2 separate regions of the Homo sapiens genome follow, and region 2 is linked to region 1. The links are chromatin loops, found by intact Hi-C in ENCODE. Cell type or tissue: dorsolateral prefrontal cortex. All regions are shown on one strand. Each heading gives the region's core, and the rest is flanking DNA. Links, peaks and the distances in the headings are about the cores only.

Evidence for each region. Hi-C counts contacts between places; a loop is a spot of excess contacts. Peaks named below come from ENCODE experiments on the same cell type or tissue, not always from the same donor. Only the 100,000 strongest peaks of a DNase experiment are listed, where the experiment ranks them.
Region 2: a loop joins it to region 1, with 8 times the contacts of the local background. A loop is called at or near these places in 5 of 110 quality-filtered maps.

Annotation. Positions count from the first base shown.
Region 1 is chr6:136,518,877-136,527,566 of GRCh38, reverse strand. The region is part of intron 1 of MAP7 (microtubule associated protein 7); the gene reads left to right. Among named protein-coding and RNA genes, the nearest start is that of MAP7, 27 kb to the left of the region's middle. RefSeq lists an enhancer at 991-1,801. In dorsolateral prefrontal cortex, for the core only: CTCF peaks have their summits at 937 (motif pointing left) and 2,449; DNase peaks (open chromatin) are centred at 956, 1,326, 1,806, 2,466 and 1 weaker place; H3K4me3 peaks cover 7,889 bases; H3K27ac peaks cover 8,000 bases.
Region 2 is chr6:136,463,565-136,472,254 of GRCh38, reverse strand. The region is part of intron 1 of MAP7 (microtubule associated protein 7); the gene reads left to right. Among named protein-coding and RNA genes, the nearest start is that of MAP7, 83 kb to the left of the region's middle. RefSeq lists a silencer at 4,938-5,138, a cis regulatory region at 7,289 and enhancers at 7,205-7,374, 8,578-8,690. In dorsolateral prefrontal cortex, for the core only: CTCF peaks have their summits at 3,395 and 7,142; DNase peaks (open chromatin) are centred at 3,384 and 7,184; H3K4me3 peaks cover 4,242 bases; H3K27ac peaks cover 8,000 bases.

The sequences.
Region 1 (8,690 bases), core at 213-8,212:
AGAGAAAACGGAGGCACTGAGAGAGTTAAGTGAATTGTCCAAAGTTACTGTTCCACGCAAGAGATTTAGAGAGGATATTGTACTTGCCTTAGACTCCCTTGGGCCCTCTTTTGGGTAAGTAGGTTTAAGTACTGAGAAAAAGTAAGGGAGTAGTTGGGGAGTGGGAGGATTGCTTTTGACTTGCTAAGCAGACTTGATTTTTATTAAAACACAAAAGCAAAAAAAATGTTTTTTCTTAATTTGGCAGTTGGCATGTTTTAATGTCATTTATTGTAAATTTTTTTTGGAGACAGCACACATTTTAAGCAGTCTAGAAGTGGAGAGTCTTAAAGTGAGATAGCTTATTTCAGGAGAAAACAATAGTCACATGATTCTGTGCTTTGAAGAAAACGATCCAAAAAAGAGCTAAAATTGGGTCAAGTGTTGAGCATTGCTCAGCACCGCTGGTAGCAACTGCCCAGAGCGGTAGGGATTGAGGGTGGGGGGTGTGCTGGGTGTAATAGAGACAGGTTTTTCTCCTTTGGAGAATTCCCCAGTATAGGTTCTGTCCTTGAAACTTGAGTTGCAGAGGAGACACTCCACGTTGTGATCTCTGGTGGGAGCCAGCATAGTTCTTCCCTTGCCTGTCTTCACCAGAGGGTTTCAGGGACATGGCACTGGTGGCCCTCATGACTGGTGCTGCCAACCCTGTTCTTATACATGCTCTGGGGTGGTAAGAATGTCAGGAAAGTAAAGTGAGCTGCTCTGTGGGTACCAGCCATGCCTTCATTCATCCAGGGGCTTGCAAACATTGTTATGATAGACAACCTGGCCCAGAAAAGAAGAAAAAGCCTTTCTTCCTCAGGCTTCTGTCTCCATACTGAGGAGTCTACTGCTGCTTGTGCAAGCAAAACTCTTTCTCCTCCCATCCTGCTGCGCTGCCGCTGAGAGGAAGAGGGAGCTGCCCAGCGGCCTCACGCTGTAACCCTCTGCTGGTGAGTTCCCAGAACCCAGCATCCTGCAAGCTGCCGCTTCTCAGCTGGGGAGATGGAGCCGCTCTGGGCCCTTCTTGATTAGGATATGTTAGGGTTGTCAGGGCAACTGTTAACGGCAGCATATCATATTTTCCCCTCTCTGCTGTGGGCTGAATATTTTACTGTGTGGTAGCAGGAAGAAGATTGGAAAAAGGTGCTGCAGCAGGAAGAAGCTGGGATCTGATTGAACAGGTTGTGCAGTGGTGGGAGGCATCAGACCCTGCGTGTCTGTAGTAGGGCTTTTCTGGAAGGAGTGTGTGTGTGTGTGTGTGTGTGCGCGCGCGTGTACGTGCATGCATGAGCCGGAGCAATCACCAGCGCATGTGCCTGTCGGGGAGTCAGTGGGAGGGGGCTGGTAGGGGAGGTGGGGAAGCTGCTGCTAGGTGAGGGGAACTGCAGGGCCTCAGTTGCCAAGTGGCTGGTACTATCTGTCAGCTGTTTGCAAACTGTTTACCCATAGGGGATCTATTACAAGTGCTCAAATGAACAGGCAGCTTAGGAACTAGCAGCTTCCTGGGAGCTGCAATTACATAAGCATATATTTTTAATATAATCACAATTAAAAAAAAAAAAAACAAGTAGCAGCGGTATGCCTGGATCAGCTACAGCTCTCCGACATGAGAGACTGAAGAAGACCAATGCAAGGCCAATTCCTCTTGGTTTATTCACCATTAATGAGGAAGACGAACAGCAAAAGAATGGAAATTCCAGAAGACCAAAAGGTATGCATTAGCTCCACCCTTTGGTCGGAGCCAGATCCAGCCCTTGTCTCCCACACTGCCTATAGAACGTTTTATAAACTGTGCTGCTCGTGCATGCTCCAGGGAGTGCTTGTGACCTCCTAGCACGGTTTGCTGGTAGTGTTTATACCCTCTGTAGGGTTGTGTATGCATGAAATGGGAAACAGTTTTTGTAGATTCGGTGTATTTCAGATCAGTTGCCTTTTTTGACTTAAGCTACTTTCTTGGCCTAGAGATGTTTAATTTTTCCCATGCTCACTTCAGCAGTGACCAGTCACTCTGTCCTCATCAAGAGGAGGAAATACTGAGTTATCAAGGTTTAAACGAACATCTCCCCACCTTCCTTAGGTGCCTCAGATAATTTTTGCTTATTTTAATGAAGTGAGTTTCTGCTTTAAAGGATGAGTTAAAGTGACTCAAGAGTGCAACCTTTTCTAGGCAGAGGGTCAAAATGTCACTTCCCTTTCTATACTAAAATGTCAAGAGTAAAGAGGAGCACAGCAAACATTGAGGGCGAATGTGGAGGGTGAAGCTAGGGAGCAGGGAGGAGATCATGAGGTTGTATAACTGTTGATGATAACTGAATTCGTGTATGGCAGTTGAAATGCACAGGTTACAGAAAAGGGAAGTCTGACCCTTGTGTTGTTCTTTCACAGTATGAAAGGTAGCAGCAGCTTACCAGCTTCTTGAGAGCCTGTGTACTGCATCATTGTCAGCATTGTCTCACAGCTGCCCTCCCAGGGCTGTAATTATCAGCCAGAGACAGCAACATCAGACATTTTTGAAAAAGGAGCTTTAAGGCCTGTGTTTTACATTTTCCAGCATCCTAAGTCTTGCTTCCCCTTCCCCAAAATATATAAGCTGTTCTTAAACAGATGGGTTATGAGTTTTCTTGCTTTTATGTGCTGATTAATTTTTAGCTTGCTCTTAAATTATTCTGTCACTGAGGTATCAAATTTTCTTCTGTGATGCAGAGAGGTAGCATGACAAAGTAGAAAGCAAATATTTAAGCAATGATAAAGTGAAGAGTGTTAAATAGAATCCAGTGTCTGAGGACTCGTTTTCTTTTTCCTGTTTCTCGAATTAATCTTACTTTGCTTTTCTTAAATATAATTGAAACTGTCTACATTAAATCCAAAAGCATATTACTTCATTTTTATGAGACAGTACACAGGGAAGTTCTAATAAGTAGAATCTTACTACTGTAGTTGATTTTTATTTACTATCAGACCTGGCTCCTGTCTGAGAACCAAATGACCTCAGAAATCAAATGATGCTATGACTGGAGGGTGACTTAATGTGATTCTTTTATTTGCCTGTGAATTACATCATTGAACCAGAGTGTGTTGCTCTGGATGAAAACTCAGGACTTTAAATTTTTAGCAGCAAATCATTTTGCCTCTGAAAAGTTGGTAACTTTTAAAATTAATGTAGATTTGTTGAATTGTTCTCATGGGGTATTTTTGGAAACATTCTTGATTTGTGGTACTTTTCCTTGGATGTCTTGGACAGTAACTTAGGATAGCCATCCATTTTATTCTTAATAATTTTCTTTTCTTTTCTTTTTTTTGAGATGGAGTCTTGCTCTGTTGCCCAGGCTGGAGTGCAGTGGCACAATCTCAGCTCACTGCAACCTCTGCCTCCCAGGTTCAAGCAATTCTCCTGCCTCAGCCTCCTGAGTAGCTGGGATTACAGGCACCTGCCACCATGCCCAGCTACTTTTTTTTTGTATTTTTAGTAGAGACGGGGTTTCACCATTATTGGCCAGGCTGGTCTCAAACTCCTGACCTTGTGATCTGCCCACCTCAGCCTCCCAAAGTGCTGGGATTACAGACGTGAGTCACTGCGCCCTGCCCTCTTCTTAATAATTTTCTTGAATACCTCTGCCTGTCTCCTGTTGTTGTTTTTGTTTAGTTGTCTTTTAGTATTTTTTTAAAAAGGAAGAGAAAGGGGAGGAAAGAAGATGCTTCGAAAAACCTACTTATTTTTGGCAATTTTTGCAGCTTCTTGGATAAGAGAGACTTAATCAAGGAGTTTCTGACCCCCTACCATTTTTCTTTCTATCCCTGCCCATAGTGGTGGGAAGGGCAAGGGTAGGTATTGGAGGAATACTGGGAGAAAAAAATCCTGTGCTGATAAGGATGTCCAAACTTTCTGTGGATCACCAATTGTCTCTATGACACATTCAATAAAATAACCAGATAACCGTGGATATCTCTAATTATGCTCAATGAATAACACTATTGACTTTGACTGAATTTTTCATTGGGTCCATCTTAACAATAGGAATATTCACTTTGTAGTCCAGCTTTGTTCCATGGAAAATGATGGAAATGTTCTGTATATGCACTGTCCAATACAATAGCCACAGCTGCAGAGCTTGAAATATAGCTAGTGCAACTGAGAAACAAAATTTTAGTTAAATAGCCACATGTGACCACCTTATTGGACAACACAGTTCTGGTCTGTAGCATTGTTACGTTCTGAATTTGTGTCTTCTCTGGTTCGTTCGTCCTTACTGCTTCCTGACGTTGGATATGGTTGGGTCCTGAAATGAATGTGGTTATTAAGAGAACATCAAGGAGCAGACAGCCTCTGTACTGCATGAGAACACAGAAACCTGGATGTGTAGACAATTTCATTTTACCTTTTCCACTTAAATGTTGTTGCACTGTTCTGATTATTATTATTACCAGTCACTAGTTGCCTGTATCATTTGTTGCACCTTTTAATGGACTCTTAATTTTTTTTTCTCCTTTTTATTTTTATTTTTTCTTTAGTGACAGGGTCTTGCCCTGTTACTCAAGCTGGAGTCCAATGGCATGATCATAGCTCACTGCAGCCTCCAACTCCTGGGCTCAAGTGATCGTCCTGCCTCAACCTCCTTAATAGCTGGAATTACAGGCACATGCCACCACACCCAACTAATTTTTTAAAAAGCTTTTTGTAGGGATGGGATCTTGCTATGTTGCCCAGGTGATCTTGAACTCCTGTCTTCAAGTGATCCTCCCACCTTGGCCTCCCAAAGGGCTGGGATTACAGGCGTGAGCCACTGTGCTTGACCATCTCTTATTTTCTAAATTAAGTATTCCCAAAGCATCATAGCAAGATGACATACAGTTTATTTTTTGTGTGTGACTATTGCGATACACAATCAGAAACTTTTCTTTTCCTACCCCATGGCCTCATCTGCCAACCATACCCAAACCTGGTTTTCATGCTTAGTGTCTTTTTTCTACCAGTAATAAAGAAGTTTGCCATCTAAATTTGATGAGTTGAATGTTTCTGTTCAGGATTATCCTGGCTAATGATGAGTACCATCTTTTCAGGTACCATACTGTTGGGCAAACATCAAATAACTCAGTAAGAGAGAACATGGAGATTAACATCTGGCCTTCTATGGTGGCTTCATAGTTATCTGGTGGGGTGACAATAGTTTGTTTAGATGGCAGACTAGATAATTCTTGAAGGAGTGATTACTCTTCCATGTAATCGGTAGGAGTGTAATGTTTTACATACCTGACTGTTATTACCACAGTAATTAAATAATCACTGGGAGCGAGCTGGGCTTATGCTGATGCTCTTATACCTCGGAACCTCAAGCCTCCTTGTAATGCTGACTTCAGGACTGGCTTAGGAGAGACTGTTTAGGTGCTGCAGTAACTAAATGCCCTTGGATAGGTCTCAAGGCAAACCTGCCTTAGACGGTGAATTTTGCTGAGCACAGCGATTATTAAGTAATAAGGCATTTTCCTCCTAAACCAGCATTTGTTAAATGCTCACTCTGTGGCAGATTACTCTGCTGGGGTTTTGTGGAAGTAATGCAAAGATAATTGACATGGTTTCTGCTCACAGAAGTGGAGGAAGAAAAATGTGTACAAATAATGCAAGAGTATAAATTGAAGTCAGGAAAGGGAGAGGATGAGAGTGGCAGAAATGTTAAGTGTGTGCCAACTGTGAAGCCATTAGCTTCAAGATTTTAATCTGAAACAGGGCGTTTAAGGGATATAGACTCCTATCCCATCCCAAATGTCTGGCTGAGGTTGGAAGCTCACACAGACCTTAAAGGCGGGAGCACAGAATAATGGGCAAAGAGTCTTTTAAATTTCATTATAGAAGCAAGACATCCACACAATGTTTACCTGTGGATAGACACTTCTAGAGGCTTCATGACTATTACACAATACATTTTACAACTTCTGCTTTGTAATGGCCTCCTGACCCATTCTGTGAACTGCCTAAAGCAGTCATCTGATTGACTTTATACTCCTGTGTTGTTTTTATATAAAACCTGATTGATGTCCAGATCTAATACTAAATTTGCTCATGAGACTTGACTCTAAATGACTTTTACTTGATTTTATCAAAATTATCATCTCCCTCAAAAGACGAAAGACTCATAACTCTCTAGGTGGATCATGGTCTTCCTGCTTTCAGTCTTTCCTCTTTCCAACCCATCCTCCATAGCGTGCCACTATGACATCTTTCCAATGGAAATATCTGCCCATTAGAAATAAACTTCTCATGAAACAGAGGTCTTGACTAGGAGTCTTGGAGCCATATTTAGTCTGTAGCTAAGTTTATTTGTCCCCTGCAGGTGTTTATGAGTCAACATTTAGGAACTGATTTTTTCATAATCTAGATTTCAGCTTCCCTTGAAAAATTGGAAGACACAGCCACCCTTGTCCTCTTTCTTCAAAGCAGTCATCAGCTGGAGCTAAGTAGCAGCTGTCACCATATGCTATAGATGGGTCATGCGTGCTCCAGTGCCCCTCTTCTAGAATATGCATTACATGGCCTGCCTCAGTTATCTACATTACCGTAGTCATTGCTTTTGTGACCCCTGACCTAAGGAATAGTCCAAGCCCCTTAGCATGGCACCTAGACTACCTACCAGCTGGTCCCTTTTGCCTTCTCCATCCTCTTTCCTGCCACTCTTTGCACTTTGTGCTCCGGCAGCACCAAAGTGCTTGTTGCATTTGCCTGCTCCATCATGTTCTTGCATGCCTCTGTGTCCTACTCATGCTCATCTGTCCATTTTCCTCATCTTGCTTCCTCATTTGGATAACTCTGACTTACTCTGTAGAATCAGATCACATGGCATCTTCTCCAGACTTTCCTTGGGTGCCATCTGCAGGAAACCTCCTCTCTCGCTCCCAGCCTCCTCATTCCTGGCACAAAGGGCAGCCCCTCACTGTGCTCCTTCCGCACTGTAAATCCATTACTGACTTACATCAGTGTAATGAAATCATCCATGCACACACCCATGTCCTTCTTGACACTGTAAGCTTTGTAAGGGCCAGGACTCACTCCTCTTTATACCCTGTACTTTTCAGAGTAAATGGAACATTATGAAACAAAGGTAAACTTAACACTTAAAATAACTTTCACAGACTCTGAAGGTCTTCATAATATAGAAATTCTAAGAAATGTTGATAGCATTAGAATTGTCCTTTCAAGGTAACTACTTGGAAAGAGACAATTCTGTGTTTGATACATTAATCATATTGCTCTCTATGAAACTGCATTTGTCTATTAGTATACCAGAGATTATCTCTTTGTTGTTGTCTTCTTCTCCTCCTCCTGCTCCTCCCCCCTTTTTTTTTTTTTTTTTGAGGCAAACTCTTGCTCTGTTTTCCAGGCTGAAGTGCAGTGGTATGATCATGGCTCACTGCAACTTTGAACTCCTGGGCTCAAGTGATCCTCCTCAGCCTTCCAAGTAGCTTGCAACTAGAGGTGCATACCACCACACTTGGCTGTTTTTTTTCTTTTAATTTTGTAGAGGTGGGGTCTCACTTTGTTGCTTAGGCTGGTCTCCAACTCCTGGGCTCAAGTGATCCCCACACCTTGATCTCCCAAAGTGCTGGGATTGCAGGAGTGAGCCACTGCACCCAGCCCTGTTTTGTTGTTTTCTGTCATGCTATTCATTTTTCTTTGGTGGAAAAACAAAGGTATATAGTTACAAGGTGCTATTAATTGACCACTTTGTGAATATTAAGGTTAATAATGCTTTCTGTCCCTTTTGTTAGCTAATCATAGATTAAATTGTAAAGAAATACAACTTCTCCTTGAGATCGGGACACAGTGGTTCTGAGAAACTGTACTCCCCCGCCCCCACTTTGTTAAAATGTGTATTTCTGGAGCCTGCAGTGACTTCTCTTCTTTTGGCTTTTCCACTGTAAAGGTAGAATTTCCTCCAGTTAAGGTTTCCAAACGAAATATAATCTAGTGTTTACCATTTATATTCCTATCAGATAAGTGATGATCTAGCAACTGTAATGTCCTTTTCTAAGTCATGAATCTTTTTGTTTTCCAAGAGAAGTCTTAGAATAAGAAATATGAATGCCTCTATAGAATCATTCTCATATATCTCCTTGTTTCTTTTTCTCTTTTGTTCTGTAAGGCTTGCACCATTGTCTTTTCCCAGTGTCCTTATGTGTGGCATTTTAGGGCTAGGCAAAAGGTTTTAGCCGTAAAATTTAACAGCTAGGGAGGCAAAAATGTATTTTAGAACAGTGGTATCAAAGATCCTTATTTTGAGGAGGAAATCTTGAGGTCAAATTCATTGGCATAAACTTTTATTTGCTGAAGAGATCTTAAATGTAATATTTTATTCAAAATATTTATATAAAAATAATAGGGGATGGAGCAAGGATCACATCATCTAATGTATGTCTTGTACTCATTGGATTCTCTGTAACTATTTGAATAAATGAATACAGCTGTTCCCCAGGCATTATGTGTTATATAAGTAGAAATTACCACATGCGTTACTGTGTACAAGAGGAACATGATTTAACCTGTGTATAACCAAAGTTTTTGTATAGTGAGGTACAATATAAAGTGTAATTTGCTTGCTATATAAAACTAAAAGGCTGAAAAATTGTGTGCCTGTTTCCAGAGCTATAATTGATGGAGCTAAAAGAGCTGACTCCTC
Region 2 (8,690 bases), core at 278-8,277, 55 kb after region 1:
GAAATACATTGTAATTAATTTGTAGGAATTGACAGGAAAAGGTAGTGAGTTCAGACAATATTTCACTACAAGTTTCCCATGTGAAAGGGGACAATTGAATCTTTGAGCTGTTGCAAAAAAATGGTTGAGAAATAGTATTTTGGCAGAAATTATTTCCATTGAAAGAATCAATTGACTCTTGCTAGCAATTGACTCTTGCTAGAAAGAGTCTAGCATTTGACTCTTACTGGATTTCAGCCCCAATAATCTAGACTGGGCAACCTGATTTTGCTGAAATGTTCCATAAGAACTTTCGCTTCAATCATAAATATTTAAAAGTGACTTCATTGTAATTATCCCTAAACCAGCATCAGTCTCACAAGTGCCACAGGAAAGCCAGTCATAGCTGGTGATATGCCTGTAGTAAGGGTAGGAAGAAGAGTGGGAAGGCTTGATTATAGGCAGAGTAGAAAAGTATTAATATAGAAAATAAAAGTATCTTTTGTTATAGTTTTGTCTGCTTTTGTGAAGTGTAGATGGTTCTGCAATTCAAGGACCGCGTGCAAGATTCCAGGGTAATGTAAATGCAGATTTTGGGAAACAGTCATATGCGGGGTACGTTTGTAACTGAATCTTTATTTAGTGAGTGTCTCCTAAATAAACAGCATGGGTAGCTTTTGTCACTGTCCAAGGTACTATATAACTTGGGCTAAAAAAACCCCCAGCAACTTCCTTTTCCAGCATCTTGAAAAGTGTGTCCTCTAGAGACTCTCTAAAGGAAAAAGAAAAGAGAATAAGATAACTGTTGAAAAGGAAAGTAAAACCCGAGTGCCAGATTAGATTGTAAATGTTGAAAACAAACAAAAACCCTCCCAAAGCTCCACTTACTACTTTTCAAACACAAAAGCAATGGCAAATAAAGAACTACGATTAAGAAGGGTGTCCAGAGCAAGTGATGTGCTGCAGTACCCCTGGGTTGTCATTGGGATTTGGAACAATTCAGGTGTGTTCAAGTAAGACCCACCATGATCAAAACCAGCTTGCATCAAATAATAGACTGGGTGAACTGGGTCCTTTAATAATGTATATTGTATGTGTGCTTTTAGCTTTTCAATTTTTCAGCAAAAAAAGCACAAACTTCTTTATAAAATGAATCTCTGCTTTTACTTTTCTATAACCATAAATAAAATATAAGTGAAATGTTTCTCAGCATTTGCCTGTTAAAATAACAATAGCCAAGCTCCCCAGCATTTATGTTAGATAAACGCAATTCTACCAAACACCAAGAGTTTAAACTGTACCATTTTGATAATGATGATAATGAAATTTAGTATATATGATTCTAGTGTAAAATATGTGAAACTCTGCAAGGAAAAAACATTTAAATTCTTGTAAATAATGAGAATACACTGTAAGTGCAATTTTTTTTTTCAGAGGAAGTGCTTAGCCTATCCATATGCTTTCAGTTATCTGGTAGAACAACTAGATCTTCATCTTTTCATTTATACATTCACTATCACACACACACGAAAACGCACACACACCCCTTTTACTCCTCCCACCTCTGATGTGTTCTAAGGAATACAAAAGAATGCAGAAGGACACAATTCTTTGTGGAATAAAGCTTTGTTGAAAGCAAGCAGAGGAGGGTGGGGAAAATGAGATATTGGCCAAAGGGTACAAAATCTCAGGCAGGATGACTAAATTCTGGAGACCTAATGTGCAGCATGGTAACTATCATTAACAATGCTATATCGTATACTTTGAATTTGCTAAGAGAGTAGATCTTGTGTTCTTACCACACACACAAAATGATAACTATGGGAGGTGATGGAAGTGTTAATTAACTCGATTGTGGTAATCATTTCACAGTGTGTATGTAGAGCACACCATTATGTTGTACACCCTAAATATATACAATTTTTATTTGCCAATTATACTTCAGAAAGCTGGGGAGGAAACAATAAGCAGGACTGCTACTAGATATTTCATAACCTCATGGAATTCTTGCTGCAACTTCAGAGTTCCCGTTTTACAAAAACCAGTTTCTCTCTTAGTAGCCAAAAGTTAAGAGGGAGAAACAGGAAAGAAGAAAGAACAAAGCAGAGCAAGGTGTCAGATTGCAGATTTGATGAGAGAATCGGAAAGGATGGGAAGGGCCTCCACATGTTAGCGGGGCAAGACAAGGCTTTCTTCAGTTTCGAGGGTGGCAGCATAGACAAGAATGGAGGAAAGAGCTGTTGAATCATGAACTTGACTAGAGAGCAGGGTTAGAACGACTCTGAAGAAAGCAGGTAGGCAGTGAACAGGAAATGAATCCATGCACAAAAGGGGAGGACGTGGACCCTCAGAGTTCTCCCCGAACTCCTCTGTAGTCAAGTTTATAATTCACCAACTCCCATTACAAAATGTTTATTGTATTTTACATTTGTTAGGGATTATTGTGTGATCTTGACTTGAACAAATTTTTATTTCCCCTTGATTTCCATTTCTTTACATTAAATTGTAAGCTATCAGTTTGGGCTTTATCCATCTGCCAGTATCCAGCACTGATGTAGTTTTGCTATATAGTATATTGAAAATGAAACCAAGCCAGGAGCAGTGGCTCATGCCTGTAATCCCAGCACTTTGGGAGGCCGACACGGGAGGGTTGCTTGAGCCAGGAGTTCAAGACCAGCCTGGGCAACATGGCAACATGGCAAAACCCCTTCCCTACCCCCCTCCAAAAAAGCTGGGCATGGTGGCATGCCCCTGTGGTCCCAGCTACTCGAGAGGCTGAGATGGGAGGATCACTTGAGTCCAGGAGGCAGAGGTTGCAGTGAGCCAAGATCACACCACTGCACTGCAGCCTGGGTGACAATGAGACCTTCAAAGAAAGAAAAAGAGAGAAAGAGAGAGAAAGAAAGGAAAGAGAAAGCAAGCAAGCAAGAAAGAAAGTAGGGAGGAAGGAAGGAAGAAGAGGAAGGCAGGGAGGGAGGGAGGGAAAGAAAGAAAAGAAAAGAGAATGAAACCAAAAGCGGGGTGATAAGCTGATACCTTAGTCTTGAGAAAATACCAAGAATGATGTGTGGATTTAGGATCATGCCTCTTTCTATGACAGTGGCTGTGCAGTGTACAGTTTAAGATGATACATAATTGATAGTACCCACTGCTCCATGCACTGGGACAGAGAAATTGGCTTGAGCCACTTGTCGTATACAAAAACCTTTATTCTCTTTTCTCTCTTGTTGTCATTCAGCTGTTTTTCTGGATGAATTCACCACCATTTAGTTAAAAAAAAAAACAACAAAAAACTGTTTTTGCTAAGGGAAGAGTGGTGCACTGTCTCCACACAATGTCCTCTGTCTTTCCCTGCCTTTCTTCTGTCCTTGTGGTACCAGTCATTTCCCATCAGCAGGCAGCACTGGCCTGAATGTCTTTGTTGCTCGGAAGTGAGAAGTCACCTCCTTACTTAGAGGGAGGGTAGATGCTGCAGCAGAACATAGTGCAGCCAGGTCCCGACTTAAGAGTTTTCAGCTTTATGATGGTGTGAAAGCCATATGCATTCAGTAGAAAACACACTTTGAGTACCCATACAACAATTCTGTTTCTCACTTTGGGTACAGTATTAAATAAATTACATGAGATATTCAACACTGTATTACAAAATAAGCTTTGTGTTAGATGGTTTTGCCAACTATAGCCTAATGTCAGTGTTCTTAGCACATTTAAGGTAGGCTAGGCTAAGCTATGATATTCAGTAGGTGTATTAAATGCTTTTTCAACTTATGATATTTTTAACTTATAATGGGCTTATCAGGACATAACCCCATTGTAAGTCGAGCAGCATCTGTATCGGGATGAAGAGTCTGCCACTTAACATCTTCAGCAGTTCTTCTGCATCTCAGAGTTTCCTCATCTGTAAAACTGGCGTCATAATAGGGTTGTTGTGAGATTAGACCAGTTCATATGTGTAAAAGCCCTTAAAATAATATCTGACACATAATAGATGATCAATAAATTTCAGCTGCCACCCACAACAAAGAATTATCCAGTCTATAATGTCAGGATCAGTACCATAAGAAGGATAAAAAGAAAAAAAAAGTCAGTAGTACCAAGGTAAGGAGCCATGCACGCAAGGTGTTGCCCATGTCTATATAGGCTACTTTTGAAAATGGAGTGGGTGGGGAGTGGTGGTCACACGCTCTGATGCTGGGTCTCTGGGGCTGTAGGGGTGGTGCTGGGCTAGAAGGGGCACTCCACTGGCTCCTCCTAAGGAGTCGGTAGTTCCAAGGGTATTAACAAGGTTAGTTGCCAAGTCCAGTGCCCACACTTGACCCTCACGCGTCTTAGAAACCATGAGTGGCCAATCTCTTTATTGGGTCAGGTCCAACTGCTCAAAGGGGCTAGTTCAGAGGGGCTTGGCAGGTTTTATTTTCTTCTAAAAATTGTGTTTTCCTTTTCACATTGGGCCCACTGCTCACCCAAACTCATTAAGTTAATTGGTTGTAATCAAAGTGTTCTGGCCCCCAAGTCACATGTTTTTAAATGCTGTGAGGGCAAGGCAAGGTTTTAACCTGATCCTTTCTCCTCGGTTCCCACTCTATGACCCTAAACAAAAAGCCCTTCTAAAGATAATCCCAAGTCAAAAGTGTGGTAGACATGTTGAGTTCACAGTTTACAATGCAATATATCACTGACTAAAAAATGATAAACTCTGAGGACCAATATTTAACATATATAGAAATAACTTCTAAAACTTTAGCATTTAAATTCACTAGTTCTTCTTCTCCCCTGGGAAAGCCTTCAGAATTATTCAGAACTTACTAAAGCAAGTCAAGTTTTTGGACTTTCTGAACAGGGCACCTAAATGTCATTCCATACACTTTCTCAGTGACTCCATGTCTGTTCTCAGCAGTGAAGGGAGAACAGAGGCCACTCTGCCTGACTGATTTTAAATGATCGCCTTTTTCAGATGCTTTTAGTATGGAAACAAAATCAGCCATAACCTTCAGGGTTTTAAATGTCACTGTTAATGCATCAGGAAGCCCAAAGACAGACAGTCTGGAGAAATAGTATGTAATGTTTAGATGATTTTGGTAAACAGCTAAGTTTTTAATGTATGTTTAATGTGCATTCTGTTTGGGGCCTCTGAGTTTGAATCCCTGAGACCGAGCTGATGTTTAGCAACCATTTCTTAACCAGGAAAAGCCTCCCCTACTCCCAGCCCATAGCCATTTGAGCTTCACTGGCTTTTTTGAACAGAAGCATTTCCCAGTTTTTGCTTGGTTCAGTGAACACGGTTACTGTTTAAAAACAGTGGCTGTCGAGTTGTATGTCTCACCACCCTTTGCTCTCCTCTTGAGCTACCTCAAGCTGTGTGAGAGATAATAGTTAGCATGATTAAACGGCCCCTTCACTGATATTTGGTCTTTGCCTGGCTGAGGGACACAAAGCAAGAAGAGGGAGACATGCAGATATGTTGCAGGATATTCAAGAAAGAAGGATTTTAGCATGGAAGACACTAAACTGTACTGTAAGTTCTTGGGCTCAAAATGTGTTTTGAAAACCTTAATAAGGACGTTCAAGAATCAGGCAATCTTTAAATCCATTTTGACAAATTAATACTTATAACAAGTGGAAGTACAGAGTAGGAAATCTTCTAATCTTTTTTTTTTTAATCATTGTTTTAATGTCCTTAGAAAAAGGAGTGGGAATTTAATTAAATAAAATGATATTTATTATATAAACTATGGATTTATACTTCTACCTTCATGTCCTAGAGCCGTTTGATAGTTTCCATGAAAATTAAAGGCAAACCATCATCATTCTCTATTTTCCATACTTCTTTCTTTTTTTGACAAAAACAAAGTGAGAAGCTGAACAGTAGCAAACTAGACAAACATACACAATTATGCTGCTGTCCAAAAAAAATTTCAGTATATAATTTACTGATAATTTCTTAGACCTCTTAATATTTGTGTCTAGATCAGATCAGGGTTTTTGAAAAATGGTTGCTTTTCTATTTAGAGAGGTGTATTTGGGGAGTGCTGTTGTTTGCTTATTAAAAAGAAAGATCACATTTATCTTGCCTACTTATTTTTTTATTTTGTTTTGTTTTATATCAGAAACATTATTTGTGCTGCCCAGTTATGTCTTTCCCCAGAATGCTCTCATTTTCATGATATGTAAACAGTGAGTCACACATGGGCTTTACAGAGAAAATACAAGCATTGGAACTTTATAGACTACATTTCGGGGAGTAACTTTTATCACTTTATTTTCTTTTCTAGAAGTTTATGTGGATGTTCTATCAAGTTTAATTTTTAGAATAATAAAGCTGCCTTATTCACTAAATTATTTGCCTTTTAAAAATATAAATCTTCATTTTCACAGATAACATTTGCAAATTTGTGTTATAAAAACACACCTCCTACATTTCATGTAGGAGACATACGTGAGGTATATACTTGCCAGTATCCAGCAACTGTTAGAAGATGGATTAGTGTCAATAAGTGGTTTGCTTTTGGTATTTTATGATTATAAAATATAGAGTCCGGGCAGCATATTAGAAATATCTTTGGGGTTGGATCTGAATTTGTCTTTTAGCTCTGACATTTACTAGTTCTGTGATTTCAGACAGGTGATTTATATTCTATAAGTGTGTCAATATCATTAAACAATAGAATAATCTCAAATGTTCAGGGTTGTATATACATTAAAGAAGAGTAAAAATGCCTTGCCTGATATTTAATCGGCTAACTGACTTTCCATTTTTTTTGCCCTTAATGATTCTGTTTTATGGAGACGTATCTTTCTTTGCAGAAAGCATGTTTACATATCTTTTCAAGTATTAGGATAAGACATAGTTGATGCATAAGCACTGAATTTCATTATTATTTGAATGTGATAAAATAGGATTGCTTCTATCAGATGAAATAGAGGTTACTCAGTAAGAAAACTGGATAAATGTCCAATTAAGAAATTTAAAATTGAAGGGAGAATTTTTTAAAAATCCAGATAATTGGTCAAAAACTCCTAGATAAGTGGCTTAAAATACTCAATTTTTGTATGCTTGATTTTGGTCCTAGTTTTCCAATTTCCTGCAAAAGTAGATAACACAGAAGCTGCATGTTTCCATAAATTCAAATTTCAGTGGAGGTGCAGGGGGAGCTGTCCTCTGCACACTTCGCAGCTGTGTGTGTACTCGACATACGGCAGCCCTGCTGCTCATTCATGAAAGTCCACATGGTTGTGGGAGCAGAACCTGTTTTCACCATCAAGCTGCTGTGGAATAATGAACAGCATGGTACACGTGACCTCCTCTAGACAAAAAGTGCTCTCTGTCATTGTTTGGTCTGACTTCAGCACTTTTCACTACCTGATGCTTTAATGCTTATTGTCTTTCCTCACACTAGAATATATGCTCATAGAGGGCAGGGGATGTTATCTGTTTTGTTCACTGATGTATCCCAAGCACGTAGAACAGTGCCTGGCAACCAGTAGGCACTTAATTATCAAATTAATGAATCCATCCCTAGTTTTCAATAGCACGGCAAAGTAGGAGAGACCACACCTAATCTCTTTATTAAAAGACAAACAAAATGACCAAAAAGATATGGTTTTATATAAAATCAGGAGTCTCACTGCAGTGGAACATGCTAATTGTTTTTGTACAGTAGTCCTTCCATCCATGGTTCCAAGATCCCCAGTGCATGCCAGAAATGGCAGATAGTACCGAACCCTGTATGTACTATGTCTTTTTCTAGGCATATATACCCATGACAAAGTTTAGTTTATAAATTAGGCACAGTAAGAGATTAACAACAATAGCTAATGATAAAATAGAGCAGTTATAACAATATAGAGTAATAGGAGTTACGTGAATGTGGTCTCGCTCTCTCTCAAAAATATCTTATTGTACTGTACTCACCAATTTTCAGACTGTGGTTGACCACAGGTAGCAGGAACCTCAGAAAGTGAAACCATGGATAATTATAACTCCTGTAGTTGATAGACCACTACTGGTTTGTTCTAACTTTTGGAAGAAGAAAAGAAAGTCAGCATGCAATGTTAATATCTTCTGTTATCATAGATGATTCAAACAGTGTTTCAAGCAGAAAAGAAAAAATCAAGAAGTTTACTTCCTTCATGAAAGATAGTTAAATTGAATACTCCAGAAAGATAATTTCATGGTGAAATGCCAGGTCACAGGCCGAATAACATCTCTCCTTGTCTGAAGCCTGGGTGAGGCCAACGTTCTGCTCAGCCACTGCAGGAGGGCAGCCCCTTCCACATACACAATGAAGGTCATGTGGTATGGCCAACTCAAGCTCTTTTACCAGGCGTTTTATGGTTGGCATATTTTTTAGAAGCTACAAATCTTGTTAAGCAAGGCACTCGAACACTAGCTGTTCTCAAACTTACATTGCCTCTGTACCTTTACCAAGAAGACAGAATGTTGTACTTGAAAGTCAGAAAACTAGATTTCAAAACTCAGCTCCAACACTTCATGTTTGCCTGACCACAGGCAAATCTCATTTAACCTCCCTGAGCCTCAGTCTCCTCCTTTATAAAGTGGCCCTAATTTAAGATGATCAAGGAAGTTATGCACAAGAAAAGGATCTATAACCCATAAAGCAAATTATACAGTGTTACTCCAATATAAACTAAAAAACAATGCAAGTTCTTTCCTTAATAAGATTAAAAATTTTGACTTTATATTGTGTATT